Linked DNA regions of Homo sapiens: region 1 is linked to region 2. The links are chromatin loops, found by intact Hi-C in ENCODE. Cell type or tissue: adrenal gland. All regions are shown on one strand.

Evidence for each region. Hi-C counts contacts between places; a loop is a spot of excess contacts. Peaks named below come from ENCODE experiments on the same cell type or tissue, not always from the same donor. Only the 100,000 strongest peaks of a DNase experiment are listed, where the experiment ranks them.
Region 1: a loop joins it to region 2, with 4 times the contacts of the local background. A loop is called at or near these places in 22 of 110 quality-filtered maps.

Annotation. Positions count from the first base shown.
Region 1 is chr22:24,756,498-24,760,497 of GRCh38, reverse strand. PIWIL3 (piwi like RNA-mediated gene silencing 3) reads left to right here. Exons shown (of 21, transcript NM_001255975.1): 3 at 509-629; 4 at 2,459-2,590; 5 at 3,793-4,000. Among named protein-coding and RNA genes, the nearest start is that of PIWIL3, 16 kb to the left of the region's middle. In adrenal gland, CTCF peaks have their summits at 1,926 and 2,139 (motif pointing right); a DNase peak (open chromatin) is centred at 2,317.
Region 2 is chr22:24,642,809-24,646,808 of GRCh38, reverse strand. It overlaps the pseudogene BCRP3 and the pseudogene POM121L10P. Among named protein-coding and RNA genes, the nearest start is that of GGT1, 42 kb to the right of the region's middle. In adrenal gland, no CTCF peak of the experiment used is centred here; no DNase peak of the experiment used is centred here; H3K27ac peaks cover 683 bases.

The DNA.
Region 1 (4,000 bases), 110 kb before region 2:
AGCTCTCATTTTATCAGTCAGAAGCAATTTCCTTAAAATGACCTCCTTCCCTTCATCTCACTGACATCTCTCACCCTCTTCTTCCAGCCACACTGGCTGCCTCATTCTTCCTTGAACGTTCCCAACTGCAGAACTCTGCTCTTTTTCTTCCACTGCTGGCTTGGGTAACTTTGCTAATTCACTCAGTACCTCCAAGTCTTGGGTTCTGTGTCACTTTCTCACTGAGGCCCGCTTTTGCCCCCATCAGCTAGTGAAACCTGCCCCTTCACACCCTACCTTCCCAGTAATTCCTGATTCTCCTCGGTTTGTTTTGTCCTTTTTTTGTTTTTTTCCTTAGCAATTACCACACAAGGTGCTATGTATGTTGCTTATTACAACTTAGTTTATGTCACTGGAATGTGAGCTTTTCAGAGGAAGTTCCTTTGCCTTGTGCCCTGCGAGTGCCATTTGGAGGGAGAATGAACACAGTAGGGCACTGCTCATTATTTCTATTTCCAAAAACATGCAGACCCAGGAGCCCCCTCAGTTGCAGTCGACACCCCGGCCGCTGCAGGAGGAAGTCCCAGTGGTTAGACCTCTGCAGCCAAGAGCAGCAAGAGGAGGAGCAGGAGGAGGAGCACAGTCTCAAGGTGAAAGGAAGCAAGAAGGACATGAGGGGCAGGGGATGCTTCATGTGTGAAGGGCTACCACAGCGGTAGAAGGTTCTAGATAGCCTCAGGACTCCCGTGAGGTTTGGTGGGATGGGAAGTGTGTGCAGCTTGCAACTGTCTCTCTTTGTGCAGTGAATTATCTGATGGTGTTTTCTTCACCTTGTGTCTTAACTTGTGGAAGGGAGATGGAGGTCACTGTTTATTGGCCAGTTCAACATAATTGCTTTTCAAATTTAGATGACACATCTGCAGATGATAACTCTAAGTTAACTTAATGGAATTCTAAGAACACCATTTTCTTTCCTCTTTAAATTGTGGCATTAACAGGTTGAACCTGTTACCTACATTGCAGGCTGACAGGTTATCCTCGTTTATACAGCACTCATGCACACAGGCTCAGATATTGTCATTTGCTAAGGTTTCGGCTAATGTGATCCAACTTCAGTCTGGATTCTCCTCTTTGCTTTCTATAGCAAAATAGCTTGTGATGAGTCAAAACTTGAAACACTAAAAAAGAATTGTATTATAGATAAATATTAACAAATGGTTACAAAATCCAGAACCTATAAAATGAGCTTATACATTTGAATAAATTAAAACACATTTTTAATAATCAGATCCTATCTGAAGGGTTGTTATTAAATAGTATGTGTAAATTACATGGACTGGGTGCAGTGGCTCACATCAGCACTTTGGGAGGCCCGGGTGGGTGGATCACTTGAGGCCAGAAGTTCAAGACCAGATTGGCCAACATGGCAAAATCCCATCTTTACCAAAAATATACAAATTAGCTGGGCATGGTGGTATGCGCCTGTAGTCCCAGCTACTAGGGAGGCTGAGGCAGGAGAATCACTTGAACCCAGGAGGCAGAGGTTCCAGTGAGCTGAGACAGTGCCACTGCACTGCAGCCTGGGTGACAGTTAGACTCCGTCTGAAAAGATAAAAGTATGTGGTTTGTAGCGAGTGCCAAGGTGCCAAGCTAGGATACCTGTTTTCTTTTGCTGACATTTTAATATGATGAATTTGATTGCTGGATGTGTCAGGAACTAGTTGGGAGTTTGATAAAATTGTTTCAAATTTTATGTGTAAAATGTAGTTAGTCTGTCACAGAAATGGAGACACTTACTTTGTAAGATCATCATAAACTAAAAACTAGACTCCAGAAGTAAAATTTTGAGGCAAACCATTATTGTAACCCAAGGCACAGACGTCTTGGCCATTTAGGTGTACGGGATTTACAATAACGTGTGCGTATTCCTTCAGGATGCCTCTCGTCACTGAAAGACCGCATTGTGCTGTCATTTAAATGTTAACTTTGTAGAATAGCTACATCGATATGAACCTTAGAATGTAAGTTGAAATAGTGAGTGTGATCCTTTCCTAGTTGCTCTTAATAGAAAGGATAGATCAGTTTTGTATTAAAAGCCAGTTTTATAGATTTTTTAAATGATTGGCTTATTTGGCATTTTATGATGCCCACTAGGGGGCAGCATAGCGCCAGGAGATAGGCTTAAAGACAGAACCAAAGTTTCTAGAATCTTGTACCATGAACAAATACCCAAAGAAATGGGGCACATATGTAGCAGGAATGAATAAAGTGCCAAGGCAACCACGGATGTGAACTGGGGACTCCTTGGGAAAGGTTTCTGGGTAAGGTTACGCTTTTGCGGCAACATATCACGGAAATGTGTTTTGGAACCTTGGGTGGCATCTTTTCTACCTCTAACAAACTTATGCTGGGTGTTAATGCTGTCTTTTCTATTCTTCCCTTTTTATTGTTTAAACTTCTGGCGTTTACATTTATGCAGGGGTGAAGGAACCTGGACCTGAGGCTGGGTTGCATACAGCGCCCTTGCAGGAGAGAAGGATTGGTGGAGTTTTTCAAGACCTGGTGGTGAACACCAGGCAAGATATGAAGCATGTTAAAGACTCAAAAACAGGTATGTTGGTCTAGAACTCAATGTTTATGGAGCTGTTCGTTTTTAACTTTTTTTTTTTTTTTTTCATTGAGAGACAAGGTCCTGCTCTGTCGCCCAGGCTGGAGTACAGTGATGCTCACTTTAGCCTCAAACTCCTGGGCTCAGCTGATCCTGAGCTGATCCCAGCTCAAGTAGCTGGGACTACAGGTGGGCACCACCATGCCCGAATGTGTGTGTGTGTGTGTGTGTGTGTGTGTGTGTGTGTGTGTAATATATACATATTTTATATATGTGTGTGTGTGTGTGTGTGTGTATGTAAATTTTGTAGAGACACGGTCTTGCTGGTCTAGAACTGGCCCAAGCCATCCTTACACCTGGGCCTTCCAAACTGCTGAGATTACAGGAATGAGCTACCACACCTGGCCCATTTTAAACTTTCGATAAAAACTTTAATAGATTCTGGAAAGCTTCTGTCATCACTGTAAGTAGAGGTGCCTCCCACCTTGCCCAAGCTGGTCTGGAACTCCTGGCCCAAACCATCCTCCCACCTGGGCCTCCCAAAGGGCTGGGATTATAGGTGTGAGCCACTGTGCCCTGGCCTGCAGTGAGACTTTTTTTAAAATTAAATATTATTACATAGGGTGGCGCTTTCTCTCCTTTTGGAAACCACAAATGTTCTAATTTTCAATCTATTCAGTATCTTAAACTTCCTAAATGTATGCTTGCATAAGGGCTCATTGAATTGATAGGCATTCTGGACATCAGGTGCATTACAAATGTCATTTATCTCCTTGTCTGACCTAACTTTGGCTTTTCTTTTCTTTTCTTTTTTTTTTTTTTTTTTTTTTTGAGACGGAGTTTAGCTCTTGTTGTCCAGGCTGGAGGGCAATAGTATGATCTCAGCTCACTGCAACCTCTGCCTCCTGGGTTCAAGTGATTCTCCTGTCTCAGCCTTCCGAGTAGCTGGGATTATAGGCACCTGCCACTGTGCCCAGCTAACTTTTTGTATTTTTAGTAGATATGGGGTCACCATGTTGGCCAGGCAGGTCTGGAACTCCTGATGTCAGGTGATCCACCCGCCTTGGCCTCCCAGAGTGCTGGGATTAGAGGCGTGAGCCACCGTGCCCAGCCCTAACTTTGGCTTTTAATATTGTAGTGTCCAAACTGTTTGTTTTGGGCCCAATCAGTCTGTTTCTTTATTGTCATGTGGCTCCATTTTTCAGGTTCAGAGGGTACAGTGGTACAGCTACTCGCCAACCACTTCCGAGTGATATCTCGTCCTCAGTGGGTTGCATATAAATACAACGTTGACTACAAACCAGACATAGAAGATGGAAATCTCCGTACAATTTTACTTGATCAACATAGAAGGAAATTTGGAGAGCGCCATATATTTGATGGAAACTCTTTATTATTATCTCGGCCACTAAA
Region 2 (4,000 bases):
TCAGGAACCTTTCAAGCGGCCAGAACCCCTGCGAATCACACATGACCTTTGCGGGAAGGTCAGGAGGCCTGTCTAAGTCAAGTCAGCACAGGAAGGGCATCTGACAGATTCCAGGCCTGGGGTTAGCAGCCTGTGCCCCCGGCTGGGAGGTCAGACCCGGTGTTGGTCCTGCCACCCACGTGCTGTGTGAGAGGAGAATCCCTGACCCCTGCCCTGGGCCTTAACACACATCCGACGAATGAATGAAGGGTTGCCTCAGCACCGGTGCTCCAAGTCCTGCGATGCTAAGTGCTTTTCTCCTCTGAGTCTTAGCAATGGACAATTCCAATACCTCCACACAGGACACTAGAGTAAGAATCCTTCACAGTTAGAACGCAGTGCTGTGCGGAGGCCCTAACTTGAGTTCTGTTTTGCACCTGGATTTACCAGCACATCAAAGCTGCTTCGCAAGCCCCCTCATTAGCAGGGCTTATCTGGGGGAGCTGCTCATGGAGTCCTCGCTGCTCATGCCCACAGCCCTCCCAGAGTGCTATGCGAGTGGCTGCCGTGCAGTTGGGGGTGGGGCGTGGTGTTTAGACACAGATAGGAGTCCAGGGTATGACTGATGGAGGCCCCGGCCCACGTGACCAGCAAGGTCAGAGGCCCAGCCAGATTCCATCCTGGGGAAGCAAATGAATTCTCAGAGGAAGTGGTCTATGTCTGCATGAACTGCTCTCAAACCAAACAGGCTTCTCTTGGCAACTGACTCGTGACAAAGGGGCAGGGGTTATGGCCATTCAACAGGAATCTGGGACCGTGACTAATTCCAAGCAAGGGCAGAAAACCCTGCACTTGGGCAGTTCCTGGAGCCAGCCTACTGCTTCCAAGCAAGGTGGCAAGGACATTCCTGAGCTGGTTTGCAGGAAACACAGGAGGTAGCTGAAGACGCCGTGTTCCCTGGGGCCTGACCTCACCGTGCAGTGGCCATGCACAGAGAGGAGAGACCCACACATGCTCTTTTCTGCAGAAACAGCTGAAGGGACAGGCACCCTCAGTGCGTGAGCCCAAGCCCCTCCCCACTCACTTGGTGACCACAGCAATCTTGACTCCGAAGACCCCTGTCTGTTTTCGGGACGGCATCCTCTTCAAGCTGAACTCCCTGCTGTTGAACTTGACCGAGAGCTTTACTTCGATCTACAGTGGGGAGAAGGGGCACAGTCCTCTAATCCTTCTGGTCCTCACAGCCCAAGGTCCCAAGGACCCCTGGGAGTCTCATCAAATATTTCCACCCCCAAGGCATGCAGAGGTCTCAGCATGAGGTGGAGCCGCCCCTCGGGGAAGCCCCTAGTCTACTTCAGCAAGAGCCAGGATTGTTGAAGATGATATAAACGACTGGTTTCTGCAGAAGCACCTCCTAAAATCCCCGCTGCTTCTCTTGCTTGCTTGCTTTTTTTTTAGATATGGGATCTTGCAATGTTGCCCAGGCTGTAATCAAACTCTTGGGCTCCAGTGATTCTCCTGGCTCAGCCTCCAGAGTAGCTGAGATTATAGTGTACTGTGACCAGCTTTCTCTTAGTAACAATTAAAAATTAAGAAGGAAAGACAGAATAATGTAAGAAAAAGCCAAGAATCTCAAATATTAACATTTTACCATTTATACCCGGGCCTTTTTGGGTGTGTCATTGCTTTTAAGGTCTAAACCTTTCTGGGGTACCTAAAGACAAATCAGGGGTCTCCATTTCTATGGGCAGCCCCCAGGTCCCTGAGTGGAGGCCCCACCTGTCCTGGTGGTGCCATGAGACCTTTGTTTGAGGAGGGATGCTCAGGGCCTGGCTGGCAACTGCATTCCAGCCAATGAATGACGATTCCCGTGCATGGTGATTCTGCTCTTGGGGGCCCTCCCTTCTCCAACCAGGCTCCCTCTCAGATGCTGCCTCAGGCTCAGCCACCTCTGACTGATTTGAAATGAACAGAGGCCACCCTATCCTTCTGGGGGAAGTGGGCGCCAGGAGAGTCCCACGGACACGTACCCCATTCATGGCGATGACGGCGCGCTGCCAGTCTCTGTCCTGCAGGGCCTGCGGGTCCAGCTGAAAGGAAGGAGTCATGATTGGCAGAGGCCCTGGGGTCTGTTCAGAGGCCCCACGGGGCAGCAGCCCACACCCGCCACTTCCCCAACCCTTAGTCAGAGGCAGAGCCCGACTGCAGCCAGCACCTCCATCCAGAGGCCGAGACGTAGAGTAAGGAGGGGCCTGCCAGACACCCCTGGGACCCAGGGCCCCACTGCTCCCAGAGCCCTGCTGCCTGGGGTCTCCACCCCCTCCTCCCTCTGCCCCTCCCAGTTGGGAGCTGAGGACAGGCAAGGGACCCTAGAGGCCACAGCCACCTGGGCCTTCTGCAGGTGAAGTGGCCAGAAAATAAGAAGCTCTGGAGCAGGTCAAGGAGCCCAGCCAGCTGCCCCTACTTCACAGGTGTGTGCACCTGGGCCTCCCTCCCTGCACCTGCTCAGCACGAAGGCTCACCACAGGCACACCTGGGGGGTGACCCCTTCTCACCTCCCCGTCTAGGTCCTACTGGTTAACATTTCCCAAGGCTCTGAACTGTGCAGCCAGAGTGGCACAGAGAAGCAAAGGGCGGCGGGACGTCTCCCACCGGGGGCCATGTGGCCACAGGCTCTCATTCCACACCTGGCCCTGAAGGTCGTCAGAGGCCACACTCCAGGCCTCAGGGACCCCACCCTGAGAATCAGCATCTGTGAGCAGGGAGCAGTCAGTCAGAACCACACACAAAAAGGAAACTCTCAAGTGGCACTTTCCCCCGGAGTGAACCCTAAGCAGAGGCAGGAGAGGACAACATGAGGGATGCGGACAGAGTGCGCTTTCTCTGGAAAGGAGGAGTTTATACCACTGCTGGGAGCTTTAAAAAATGGAAACCCTGCCTGTGATATCAGCACTTTGAAAGGCCGAGGCAGGAGTATCACTTGAGCCCATGAGTTTAAGACCAGCCTGGGCAATATAGTGAGACCTTGTCTGTATTAAAAAAAAAAAAATTTAAAAAGGCAGCCAAGCATGGTGGCACATACCTGCAGTCCCAGCTGCTTGAGAGGCTGAGGTGGGAGCATTGCTCGAGCCTGGAAGGTGGAGGCTGCTGTGAGCCACGATCATGCCATTGCACTCCAGCCTGCGCAACAGAGCGAGAGACCCTGGCTCTAACTAACTAACCAAGTAACTGGAAACATAGAAACATGTTAAACAGGAGACATTCTTCCCTTTCCTTCAAAGAACAGCCATCACTGGGCCCCTCTCCCCTTGAAAACTCAGAACTGGCAGAAGCAGCTAACAAGCAACCCAGAGTCCAGGTAAGAAAAGACAGAAAGAGAAGCTGTCCAGACATCAGGCAGCTGCCCCTCTGAGCCTGCCTGGAACCACGGCCCACATGCCAGCCCATTAATAAAATAATAATGAAAACTACTCACATCTAACAAGAGATTAGACATCCAGATAGAGGAGGCTCAAATATCCCCAAACAATGCAATGCAAAGGGTCTTTGCCGTGGCAAACTATAATCAGACTATTTAAGGTCAATGTGAAAATGCGAATTCTAAAACCACCAAGAGAAAAGGATCTAGTCACCTATAAAGCAAACCCCATCAGATGAAGAGCAGATTTCACAGCCCAGCAAATAGAAAACATGTGCTTAAAGGCATAGGAGGCAGAGAGGTACAGGGCTGGAGACAGGCAAGGCCAGCATTCCCCTCAAGGCGACGGCCAATCTTGGAAGAGGAGGCTGAGAGACAGAGCAGTGATTCTTTTTTTTTTTTTTTTGAGACGGAGTCTCACTCTGTCACCCAGGCTGGAGTGCAGTGGCATGATCTCGGCTCACTGCAACCTCCACCTCCTGGGTTCATGCCATTCTCCTGCCTCCGCCTCCTGAGTAGCTGGGACTACAGGCGCCTGCCACCATGCCCGGCTAATTTTTTGTATTTTTAGTAGAAATGGGGTTTCACCGTGTTAGCCAGGAT